Regions from separate parts of the Homo sapiens genome. Here region 1 is linked to region 2. Evidence: chromatin contacts called from ENCODE Hi-C or POLR2A ChIA-PET data. All regions are on one chromosome and are shown on one strand. The core of a region is the stretch at or near the end of the contact, and the rest is flanking DNA. Distances in the headings are between cores, read along the strand shown.

Evidence for each region. Hi-C counts contacts between places; a loop is a spot of excess contacts on that map. ChIA-PET counts read pairs that join two places held with the same protein, here RNA polymerase II (POLR2A). Pooled maps may share reads with other maps.
Region 1: a map of psoas muscle shows a loop between it and region 2 (7-fold over the local background). The contact joins two enhancer-like sites. A Hi-C loop is called at or near these places in 2 of 168 maps with a recorded cell type or tissue (Caco-2 and psoas muscle) and 3 of 50 pooled maps. POLR2A ChIA-PET finds 5 or more read pairs at or near these places in 2 of 52 experiments (A673 and CD8-positive, alpha-beta memory T cell).

Annotation. Positions count from the first base shown.
Region 1 is chr4:159,172,497-159,179,147 of GRCh38, forward strand. All of the region lies in intron 1 of RAPGEF2 (Rap guanine nucleotide exchange factor 2), which reads left to right. Among named protein-coding and RNA genes, the nearest start is that of MIR3688-1, 47 kb to the left of the region's middle. RefSeq lists an enhancer at 2,890-3,622. Within about 2 kb of position 2,900, at least 14 of the 41 ENCODE cell types and tissues checked have a DNase peak (open chromatin) inside an H3K27ac peak, as active enhancers do.
Region 2 is chr4:159,133,894-159,140,538 of GRCh38, forward strand. All of the region lies in intron 1 of RAPGEF2 (Rap guanine nucleotide exchange factor 2), which reads left to right. Among named protein-coding and RNA genes, the nearest start is that of MIR3688-1, 8.3 kb to the left of the region's middle. Within about 2 kb of position 3,523, at least 2 of the 41 ENCODE cell types and tissues checked have a DNase peak (open chromatin) inside an H3K27ac peak, as active enhancers do.

The DNA of each region.
Region 1 (6,651 bases), core at 1,650-4,149, 38 kb after region 2:
CTTGGTAATGATGATCTGAGGGCTTTAAATGTTGGGGGTGGGATGTCAGAGTATCAATGTTGTGAAGGTAAAGGTCTACTTATTTATGAATGTGATGGAGTCTGTCATATAAATCAAATGTACACATGTACAATTTTAAGTTGTAATGCACGCATGCTACTTCCTCTGTAAGTGGGGGAGGTAGAACAGTTATCAGTAGGATAAGTAAAGTGAGATTCTTAGCTTCAAAGGAGAATTCAAAACATGTATTGAAAGGTGAGATACTTCAGAAACTATAACTTGCTGTCCCTTCTAGTGGAGCACTTGATTAGAAAATACATATTTTTACATATTTTTAAGTCTCTGATTCTTCTTTGAAATTCAGTAATACCCAGCATTTTCTGTAACTGCCCTCCTCTGCACCCTTTCCCTAAATAGTTTATCTGATTGGATAAACTATTCCTCTTCTCTGCTCCTTCACCTTTCATGGATAGGTCTAAAAGAGATCAATTTTGAACAGACCTAAAATTTCTTTAGCATTTTAGCTCATTTTCTGACCAATAGTGGAAGGCTTTAATTACATATGTCGAATATTCTCATTTGCTTCTCCTGTCCTCTTGAGAAATAGAAAATTTGAGAATAAGTAGTACTATTGGTGGTTGACTCCTTGGTAAAACATTCAAGATGGGAAAAACAGATGTCAAATTATTTTTGTCTTTTGTCCTAGAAAAATGGCTACAATGAAATTTTCTATATTTAAAACCTTCCATTCAAAGAGTACTTCTTTTTTGCTAAGAGGCAATAAAGAACTGGTGTCCTCAGTGACCTATTCCGCTTTGCTTTTATTAAGACTATCTAAACTCTACCGTGGTAGGACTATTGAGATTTGTACAGTGAATGTTCAAAATGAGTGCTGTTGATAGTGCCTCTGGAATTAGGTTGGTATTAGAAACTTGAGGTTTCCTGAGGGTGATTTGTGCAGACTCTATGGCCCTTTGTTGCGGAGATAGGAGTTCAGTGGAATGATGTATAGCAGCCCCTGTCTGTCCACCCCCAGCTCAACAAGGTTTCTAGGAGGTTTAACTGGAGCCAGACTGTATTTGGGAAATGAATTGAACACCAAGCTGAAGGTTTTAACTCTACTGATAGAGGAGAATTTGTGGGGAAGGTGTTTGGTTGATGTTATTTTTTAATTGAAATTGAAGATAGTTCAGGAATCATTTTATTAGAGAGAGAGTGTATGTCTGTGCCTCTGTTCTCTGTGTGTATACGCAGCTGATTTCTGTTTTTGGTTGTTTTACTTAAATGTTAAATGTAATCATTCACAGCCTGCTAACTTTTGATGGAAAAAACCAGTGCAAATATAGTATGTTAATCTACACATGTAAATTAAAATTTGACTACAAATATTGCAGTCTGAGAGTCTATTAAAATAAGATACTTTTAAAATGAAGATATCTTTTGTTAAATGTATTTTTGCTGCCTAAGAGATGGCAATTCTGGGAAGCTGTAGGCTTGGTGGTGTAATACATTGTTCTGAAGGGGAAATATTTATACTGACTCTTGAAAACAGGAATTGCGAACTGATTTTGGACACTTTCTCTTTTCTTATTTGTTAACAAAATGAGTTTTTGGTGAAAACTAAATTGTTGCTTCTTCTAATGAAAAATCGTAACTTAACAAGTGAAACTTGCTTACGGGATCATTTTTCCCAGGGACGTGACAATTAACATGGTGCATAGTATGCATTTTAGGTTGCTAAACATAACACCCAGTTGGTAATCATAAAAACTGCCTGTGACTTCTGTTGTGACTATATCATTTAACCCTTGTGTTTTCTTCAATGAGAGATAAACTCTTTGAGAATGCAGATTATAGATGATACTTCATCTGTCCCTTAAAATTTATGAAGTACTTGGTACCTTCTTCAGCTCTTGTCCCTTGACACTTGACTGCTCTGGGGCTCCCTGACACCAACTTGAATTAGAAGACGAATGGGATAAAAGAGTGTTTTGTTGTAATTTACAAGTCTGTTTTGTAATTTTTATGGCTAATTAATGAGGTAATTACTAATCACCTTTGTCTCAAGTTTAGGAATTGTTCAAAAACTCAGTCTAAAAAAGCATGCCTTTTTCAGTGGAAAACACTTGAGGAAGTTTTTTGATTGATTTGTTTATTTTTTTCCTCTGGAAAAGAAACCTGAAGAAGTTTTAGACAAACAGGGAATGACTTGAGTCTTTATAATTTACTTCTAGCATTCTTCATACATGTCTTTTCTTTCTTTCTTTTTTTTTTTTTTGAGATAGGGTCTTGCTCTGTTGCCCAGAATGGAGTGCATTGGCACAGTGACAGCACACTGTAGCCTTAACTTCCCGGGCTCAAGTGATTCTCCTACCTCAGCTTCTCCAGTAACTGGGACCACAGGTGCTCGTCACCACACCTGGCTAATTTTGTTTTCTTTTTTCTCTATAGAGATGGGTCTCACTGTGTTTCCCATGTTGGTTTCAAACTTGGACTCAAGCCATTTGTGGGGATTACATATATGGCTGCACTCAGCCATACATATGTCTTAATAAAGTTTAAGCCATACATGTGTCTTATAATGTTTAGGAATCCGAGGCTGAAGAAATATACGAGGGCCTTATCAGCAATGACCAGTAATGTCATTATCAGGTTTTCCTGGGCTTTGATGTGAATTTGAATGAAATCACAATCCTAGGAGATTGTTTTTCTTTTGGGTGTAAATTAGTAAGTTCAGAAACAGTATTTTGCCTTCATATGATTTAGGGTTAAAGTAATTATTGTAACTCTAAAATAATAATTTTTTTTTTGAAAACCATACACTCTGCTATGGATTTTTTTTCTTACATTGTTCAAAAGTATGTGATGATGTAACTCTGGGGTATGAGTCACTCGGATGCACAAAGCACCTCAGCAGGCTGGTGATATGACATTTTTGTTTTATTTGCTCTGGTGCTTTACAAAGATCTGGGGAGGCTGTTTTAAAATAAACATTTCCCTGCTAAGGATGATAGAAGTTAAACAGTTTTAATAGGAGTGCTGATGGACTTGTTCCCGACTTCCTGCCCCTTTTCGTCAGGGACATAAAGAGAAAGGAATCATCATATTCTTTAAGATGATCTTCAGGAATGCTTTAAACCCCCATCTCTGTGTTGACTCACTTGCGAGACCGGCGACTGCTTTTGGGTTCTAGGAAGGACGGTTGGTCCAGTCTGCCACCTTGTGGTTATTTACAGAATTATTTCAGCCTGTATAGGTGTGAGTTTTCTGAAGCCGTAACACACAGATTGAAAACACATTTCCTGCATTTCTTTCTCTCCCTGTTCTCAGGGAGTGCTTAAGATCATGCATACCACCACCCCTGCAGGAATGTTGCCCTTTTCTTTCTTTGCACCCAGCACATCCACCGTTCGTTGCTAGATGCAGAGCTGAGAAAGAGATGTAAGAGAAGACGAGTGTCTTTGTTCAAGGTGCTTCTCTGATCGAGGACATAAAATACAAACCTATTAAAGTGCCCACATAGAGCACATGTGAAGGCCCTAATGTGAATGGTCAAGGTGGTAAGAACTTTAGAGGCTCAGAAAGGAAGTGTTCACTGCCAGTGTTAAATGGGGTCTTGGAGCAGAGGAGGATGGAAGAGTGTTTGGAGGGACTTTGTGTTAGGCTGTACCCAAAGACTGCTGGTCATCATGTGGAAAGGGTACAAGAGGTTGTTGGTGTTTGGGTTTCATTCCAGTGTGGGGAGCCTTGGAACGAGGTGGTTTGAACATGGTGTGCTTGACACAGTGTTAGCAGATACGTGCTCTGGAGGTAACAGGCACCCTCCGCCCCCACCTCAAAGACAGCATTAGCCTTGTTTGGGAAATTCGTGGGTAAAGTTATTAGTCCCTCTCCTGCATGAACTTTAATGTAGTTTGTGAACCTGGCAGAAATATATGCTATACAATGTTGTATAGGACAAGGTACTGTGGGGCATATTTTGGGAAATACTGCAAAAAAATGTTAAAAAGGTTTAACCTGACAATATGCTACTGATGTGTTATATTGAATTACTTCAATATAACAGGTTTTTTTCAAATAATACTTCAGTTGTGTGGATATATTTTGGAAGAAAATATATACAAAATTTTAATTTGTTTTCTAATACCATCCACAGATGAAAAAATATCCAAGAACGGTGCTAAATTAAATTAGGTCTTCAAAGTCAGTTTCAGTAACTCCAATGTGACCTGAAACTTGTGGGAAACCTCTTGTAATTTTAAACAATGTTAAGAGTGAAGTGTAAATATTATAAGGAATGTTTTAAAGGTAGAAAGTCTGTAGGTCCAAATGTTAATGGAATGCATGCAGAATTTTTTTTAACGACTTCATTTTAAGTGTTGTAAAACAGTCTTGAGCTATGGAAGGTAAACTTACATTAGAGAGGAAAATACTTACAGTTTGTTGTCCAGCTCTGCCAGTCTTAAATATGTTCCTAGCCAATCTTTCTTGGAGGAAAAATTAAGTGGCTGTTTTCAAATTGGAAAATTTCCCCATTCTCCTCTTTCTCAATCTTAAGGATATGAGATTTCTTACCAATGTCATTTGGAAAGTATATTTATAACAGATGTGATAAAATATATGTCAGGTACACTTCTCTTTAAACCTAATATAAAAATCTGGATTTATAAAACAGACAATTTAGGGACCCTTATAAGTATTATAAGAATTCATTCAACTTTTTTTTTTTTTTTTGGCATACAGACACATCATAAAAGGATACATTAATTTGTAAAAATTCTGATATATATAGTGTCTCAGGAATATTTTAAATTTTATATTCTTAGGATTACTTGTGCTTTTATTCAGATCTCATTGGCAGTGAACTCAATCACCTTTTTTTCCAGGATCTGATTTTGCCATGAAACTATCAGTACTGAAACTATGTGTAATTTCAGCCACACAGCCTAGTTGCATAGATATTATTCACCGTCTTTTGCAAATATGGTCTCACTAACAAACCCAGGGTCACACAGCTAGGGAGTGGTGGGGATCAGGATTTGAACTCTGCCCATCTGACTCCAAAGCTTGTATTCCTTTTATTACATCTCTCTCCTTCTTAGGATAGCTCTTTTGTATGTTTTAGTGTAGAAGTATTTGAGATCTCCTAAATAAAACACTGCAGCTTAACCATAGCATATCCACTTAACCATACCGTATCAATAAACATAATGAAACTTGCAGAACTTCCCCTTTTCTGCCCCTTCACCATTTGGGTATAGATGTGAATTTGAGCATTGGATAATCTAGCTTTTAACCCCGTTATTAATAATGTTCAAGACGTAACTCTCTAATTCATTGCTAGTGATCTTTTGCCCAAAAGGATAAATTTCATTTTTATCTTTCCAAGTTCCTCTCTCTGATGGATCAACAAGGAAGAATATGTTGGCATCAGGACAGTTCTGGTCCTGTGACCAGTGTCGCTTTAAGCAAGATGCTCCTTTCTCTTCCTCCTTATGTTTAAGTCCATAGACATTTACCACTTAGGCCTCAACCTCCATAGGCCTGCTAATTATGACACAGTCTTGGCCTCAGTTTCCTTGACCATTAAGAAAGACTTTTTAAAGGAATCAATCCACTTCCAAATACAGTTAAATATGTAGGTTCATATATGAAACAAAACCCCTTTTAAAGGAAAAAGATATGTCTTTTTTCTCATGCTGCAGTGGAACATAATCCCCCCACCCCATTATTTTTTGTTGTGTACAAGCAGCAAAGAGTCTATACAGGATAGGAGGGATTGCACCAGCATATGGTATGGGCAGGCAGTCAGGAGAGGAGGTGGAGAAATATTAATCTGCTCTCAGTTCTCCAAAGATCATATTACGACATACTGTACATTGTTAGTGAGATCTTGATGCTGCAAACAAATGAAACTAAAAGCTAGTTGTAAGTGAATTGTAAGTTTGCTATGAAGCCCGTTATATATTCTGAATGAGTCTCTAAGGAGAAATTAGAGAGCCCAGGATGTGGGGTACTCTCCCTCTGACTTCTTTCCCATTAGCATGTATTATGCTTTTTTTTTTTTTTTTTTTTTTTTGAGACGGAGTCTCGCTCTGTCACCCAGGCTTGAGTGCTGCCGCGCGATTTTAGCTCACTGCAACCTCCACCTCCCGGGTTCAAGCGATTCTCCTGCCTCAGCCCCCCAAGTAGCTGGGCTTACAGGTGCACACTACCACGCCCGGCTAGTTTTTGTATTTTTAGTAGAGACGGGGGTTTCTCCATGTTAGCCAGGCTGGTCTTGAGCTCCTGACCTCAGGCAATTCACCCGCCTCGGCTTCCCAAAGTGCTGGGATTACAGGCGTGAGCCACCACGCCTGACCTAGCATGTATTATGTTAACAGACTTTGAGCAAGAGGATTGACTTGGATAGGTTGTGAACAATCACCCCCCTAAAGTACTTAAAGGATGCTTTTGGGTTTTGAATCTGGTTTACATTTGGGACAAAAAAAGGGAAAGCTTTATTGGTTTATCAATATCTTTGTCCAATGTGCTACCATGGTTTTATAACTTCAGTCTACTTTCAAGTAGCATCTATTTTGAAAAAAGGATGTCCTTCCTAGGGTAAAACGAAAGACTTATTGTTCTAAAAAATGCTGCTTCCTGGTTAAA
Region 2 (6,645 bases), core at 2,273-4,772:
TTTTTAATAGTGATGGGGTTTCACCATGTTGGCCAGGCTGGTCTTGAACTCCTGACCTCAAGTGATCCACCCGCCTGGACCTCCCAAAGTGCCAGGATTACAGGTGTGAGCCACCACGCCTGGCAATTCTGTGAGTTTTAATTTGTATACAGTCATGTCACCACTGCAACTGCAATCAAAATTAAGACATTTTCATTGCCCAGAAAAGGTCCCTTGTGCCTTTGTGCCTTTTTGTAGGCAGTCCTCTCCGTCTAGCCTGTCTCTGGCAACCAGTGATCTGATTTCTATCCTTATAGTTTTGCCTTTTTAAGAATGTCTTGTACTGTACATGGAGTCATATAGTGTACAGTCTTTTTTGCATGACTTTTTTCACTAAGCACAAGCTTTTGAGATTCAGCCATAGTGTTGTATGTATCAATGGTTTGCTTCTTTTTATTGCTGAATAGTATTTCATTGTATGGATGTACTGAAATTTGTTTATTCTTTCTCCAAGTGATGAATATTTAGGTTGCCTCTAGTTTTTGGCAGTGATGAATGAAGCTGCTATAAATGTTCACATATTAATATGGACACATGTTTTCCCCTTCTTGATAGATACTTAAATGTGAGATTGTTAGGATATATGATAAGTGTATGTTTAACTTTTTGAAAAACTAACAAACTCCTTCCCAAAGCAGCTATATTGTATTTTATTTCTGCCAGCAATGTACAAAAGTTTCAGTTCTGCATCCTCGTCAGCACTTACACGTGTCAGTTTTATTTTGTAAGTCATCTTATGGGCATGTGATGGTATTTAATTCTGTAATTTAGAAACAACTTTATTGAGATATAATTCACATACCATACAATTCACCCATTTAAAGTATATAATCAGTGGTTTTTAGTAAATTCCTAGATATATGCAGCCATCACCAGAGTCAACTTTAGGACATTTTATCAACCTCAAAAAGAAAATTCCTGTACCCTCATCCTCTATCCCTTCTGTCCTAAGCAACTACCAGTTTACTGTCTGTCTATGTGTTTTCCTATTCTGGACATTTCATGTAAATAGTTTATATGTGGTCTTTGGGACTGGCTTCTTTCATTTAGCATAATGTTTTCAAGATTCATCCATGTTGTAGCATGTATCAGCAGTTCATTTCTTTAATTTTTTTTCCTTTTGTTTTTGAGACAGGAGTCTCACTCCGTTGCCCAGGCTGGAGTGCAGTGGTGTGATTATGGCTCACTGCAGCCTTGATCTTCCAGGCTCAAGTGATTCTCCTGTTTCAGCCTCCTGAGTAGCTGGTACTATAGGTGTGTGCCACCATGCCCAGCTAATTTTTATATTTTTTTTGTAGAGATGGTGTTTCACCATGTTGCCCAAGCTCGTCTCGAACTTCTGGGCTCAAGCAGTCCGCCCACCTCAGCCTCCCAAAGTGCTGGGATTACAGGCGTAAGTCATTGCGCCTGGCCCAGTTCATTTCTTTTTATGGCCAAGTAATATTCCATTATATAGATAATACTATGTTTTGTGTATTCATTCATCAGTTGATGAACATTTGGATTGTTTCTACCTTTTGGCTCTTATGAATGATGCTGTTATAAACATTCATGTACAAGATTGCATTTCCTTTAATCATTAACAGTGAAAACCTTTCATATATTTACTTACTATCCATATATCTTTGGTGAAGATCTTTTCAAATATTTTGTCCCCATTTTAATTTCTTTCTTTTCTTTTTTTGAGACGGAGTTTTGCTCTTTTCACCCAGGCTAGAGTGCAATGGCATGATCTCGGCTCACTGCAACCTCTGCCTCCCGGGTTCAAGCGATTTTCCAGCCTCAGCCTCCTGAGTAGCTGGGATTACAGGTGCCCACCACTATGCCTGGCCAATTTTTGTATTTTTAGAGAGATGGGGTTTCACCATGTTGGCTAGGCTGATCTCAAACTCTCGACCTCAGGTAATCTGCCCGCCTCGGCCTCCCAAAGTGCTGGGATTACAGGCGTGAGCCACTGTGCCTGGCCTTAATTCCTTGTTTTGAAATAAATTTAGATTTACAGAAAAATTGCCAAAATAGTACAGAGAGTTTCCATATGTATACCTGACACTCAGATTCTCCTGCTGTTAATAATTTAAGTACATTTGTCAAAAGTAAGACATTAATATTGAATCAATACCATTAACTGCAGATTTTATTTGGATTTTGCCAGATTTTCCACTAATGTTTTCTTTTTCTCCAGGATCCAGTCCAGGTGTACGATATTGCATTTAGCATTTTAAAAAATATGGTTGTTTTTCCTTGAGTTGTGAGAGTTTCATTATATGTTATGGATACAAGTTACTTTATTAAACGCCACTTTTTCACTTGGCACAGTTCTCCAAATTAATTGTATTAGTAGCAGAGTCATTATTCGTATTAGATTTGGGTGTGAAAGAAAGAGGACTTAAGGATGACTTGAAAGTTTCTGGATGGCTGGGGATGTTAATTATTGGAGAAAAGGACTTCAGGAAGACCAGGTTTGATTAAGAGGGTGAACAGTGGGTGTTGCTGGTGGTGGTAGTGATTAGGAGTTTAGCTTTAGAACAAGGAGAGTTTGGGATGCTTATTTGTAATACAAAGAGGAGATGTCCAGTAAGTACTGTAGTTTGGACTTCACTGGGTAGGGATTTCAGGCTACTATGCTTTTTAACTCATATTTGACATCTATGTATAGGTAAATGTCTTTATTTTCTCTAAACAATGTGAATGCCTAGCACACTGCTTGACATGCTAGAAGTGTTTAATGTTGAATATGTTGAATTGAATTGAAATGTAAATTTCAGTTCTGTTTTCTATAATTATATATTTTACTCTAATAATAGTTTCTGGTGTTTGAAGTATACATTATTTTCTTTCAACTGAACTTGAATATAATATAATTTTATGAAGTCATGAGAAAGTTTGGTAACCTTCCTTAAGGAATAATTTTTGGAAATGTATAGACATTAAAAAAATAGAGCCTGCACCTGAACTGGCTACTGTTCCCTGAAGCCTGTATTCCTGACCACTGTGAAAAGTGCCATCCTTGATCCTAGGCTTCCTGTCCTTAATGGCCATTGGTTGCTAGTGCTAAAACTGTGTAAGAAGGTAAATTTATAATCATCATAGGTTATTTGTAAACAGAAAAGGTGGGGGGGTTGGTAGTAACTGTATTTTGGCTCTGTTCAGTGGGCCTATAAATTCATTTGATTACATTTAAAGTTCTTTTGAAACTTACCTTGGTTTAAGAAGTTTACTGTATTAGTCCATTTGGGCTGCCATAACCAAATACCATAGACAGGGTGGCTTAAACAACATAAATTTATTTTCTCACAGTCCTGGAGGCCAGAAGTCCAAGATTAAGGTTCTGGCCTGTATCATTTTCTGGTGAAGGCCTACTCCTGGCCTGCAGACTGCTTTCCTGCTGTGTCCTCACACAGCCTTTCCTCAGCTCATAGGAGGGGAAATGTAGGAGGAGCAGAGGGAGAGGGAGAGCAGGTGCTCTGTGTCTCTCCTCTTGTATAAGAACACCAGTCCAACTGGACCAGGGCCCCTCCCTTATGATCTCATCCAACCTTGATTACCTCCCAGAGGCCTCCATCTCCAAGTACTATCACATGAGATTAGGGCTTCAGTATATGAATTTTAGGGGAATACAGTTTAATCCATAACATGTAACCATAGTAGCATCTTTAATACTGGGGTTATTTTGCACTTCTTTTGTATGTGAGAGAGAATAAAGAACACACCTTTTTAGGTATTTATACCTGAGGTATCATTCTAGGAAATGAGAATGAGTTTGTGAAAAATAAATGCAAAAAAAAAAAAAAAAACCTGCAAAGATTTAAACTTACTGGGAAGGGAGGTTAAATTTCTGAAATGCTTACATGGTAGAGTGTTTTAAAAATTAAAAATACATGCAACTAATTACCTATAAGCACAAAGAGTAACTGTAATTCTTTAAAAACATTTCTTTATCCTGTTTGAATTGATTTAATGAGTTAAAAAATTAGTGATTTGTAATTAGCTTTCAACTAATGTGCTAGCTAGGGTTTTTAAATTCTTTTCTTGAGTGGGAGAAATGTGTCCACATAAGATTTTATTGCATTATTAATTTTCATGGTATAATTGACTTTCGCACAGACTGAATTACTAATTAGTATAATGTTAATGAATATGGTTTAATTTTACCACATCATGTGGCCTGAGACACAAGCTTTCTCTAAGAAAGTATTGGGATGAGAGGTATCTCCATAGAGATTTTACATTGGTACCAGTTTTATACCACCCCTACGTTGCTGAAAGGAGCTCTGATTTGAAATGGATGGAGACACACAAACACACACACATATGCATATAAGATGGGTATCTATACCTAAAACATCTAAAAGCACTGATATAGACTATTTTTCCTTTTTGATAGAAAGTAGAAAAGTATAAAGCTCATATTTTAGTGTTTCCAAGTTATCCAGCTAAAGTTACTAATACTGATGCATTTGGTTTGGTAATAGTTTTCACTGCCACATTGAATAAAGCCTTATCTCTTTCAGCTTTTGAAATTTAAGCAGGTGTAGGGAGAGGTAAGAGTAATTTCAGACCTTAGGATGTAGGCCAAATTTTAAGAGAATTCTACTGTGTTCATATCTCTTTGGCTTGAGTAAATAGATGGTACTAAATAAGTGAAATGATCTCTTGTGGTAGGTTAATTGACTCATTTGGGAAGTACAAAGATCCATGTGAAAGAATATGATTTCTACATTGGGGAATGTTTTTTAAAAAAATGATGTAGACAAGATAATTTTGAAATTATATATTGAGTTTGGGTGATTGAAAGAATTAGGAAATGTGTAATAATCTTAAAGCATATTTTTGTCTACTTGTTTACCTCACTGGAGCATAAAACTCTTCTCTGACACCATTTGAACCAAAAATTACAGAGCAAGGATACCAATCATGTACTCCTAAATTATAGTTTATAGGCACTGAAAGGATACCCAACTTAACTACCACGTGAAGGAAATTTCTGGGGACAGTAACGAATTGAAATAGGTAAAGCAGAAGGATGATGTAAATTTTCCATGAAATAGAGTCTCAGGCAACTTGGTGCATCTGACTAGGTAACATTTTCAGTGAATGGGTGAATATGGCATAAGTCATAATGGTGTAAAGCTCTAGGAAGGGCACATTTGCACACTTGAGGCCCTTGGTCACATGCCAGATATTTTTGAGCACACCTACCGTGTGTGTATGGCACTGTGTTGCCAAGTACTTTGGGATGCAGAGATTGGTAAGGCATAGTGCAGGGAACTCACAGTCCAGTGAAAGCAGTACCCATAGGTGAAGAATTCATACAATAGCATGGAAGTGCAATGAGGAAGCAGTGTGGAAAAGGGTGAAAGAAACTTGGTATGCACGAGTCAAATGACAGACTCCATTAAGTGTTTCCATTAAAAGGATTGTTGCTTCCCCAGTAGCCTCTTCTATACAGTTTCTTCAATCTCATTTCAGATCATATTTCTGTAATAATTAAGGCTTTGAGAAGGACATCCTATATAATGTAAGACACACATTTAAAGCATAGAATGAAAAAATGAAAACCTTAGGCATTTTGAGCAATATTTCCTTTACCTGTCATATATACAGCATGTTCTGAAATACATGGAGTGTGATACTGGTGAAATTAAAAAAAAAAATGTAGCACTTTAAATTTTTTTCCTTAAAGGTTGTTTTGGTAATTTTAAATCCTGAAATATAATTATTACGGGGATATTAAGCTCAAAATTATTCTAAAGTTATCTTTTGTTAAATGTGGTTTGTTAAGAGATTTCCCATTGTTCAGTGTTAGTAAGTGGACAGTGAACAAAGAGGACAGATTTTTGTCAAGCATAAACAACTTTTGCATCCTGTTTATTAAATGGAAAATACCTCAATGAATGTCTGTGCTAAAAGTAGATTCCTTCAGGTTTTTAGTTTTGTCCTATTAGGGGTGGAGTCATGGAACAGGAAGAAAGACATCCAGTAAACAGGAATTGTGTGCTAAGAGATACATTTTGAAAGGGAAATGGAGGCTCATGCTTAGAATTTGAGTTATACCATTTCACCATTATGAGTACCTTTTCAAGAATGTTAGATTTAATGGAGTGCTAAATGGTCTTTTTCATTACTGCTATGAGTGATAAATTGTCTTGACCAAGATAGCATGTTGCAGAATAAAGTTTTGAAAGTTGACAGAGGTATTTTCTCAGATTCATTCATTATCATGTTTAGCTTGATGTTCTCAACGTTTTATACTATTAGGAGATAATTTTCCATTTTGGGTAGAAATAGTTTTAGTGTAGTTAAATATGGTTAGTATAGATTCAGTAATTTAGTATAGCCATTTGTTTTTACATTTACATATATTTATTCAAGAAAGTTTGAAAATGGGAGGTATAATATTAAAAAATTACTCTTCCCCTCCTGGGAATCAAGCAAATAAACAGCAAATGAACCTGAACTTACCTTTCTCTTTTAAAAGCAATTGTTATTGGAAGGTATATATTAATTCCAATGATATTACTGTTTCTTAAAAGATATTTTTTGGGATGTCTCTTTGTAATTGCCAAATGTTAGGTTGCATGTGACAGCTTTAAATGTTACAAGTAT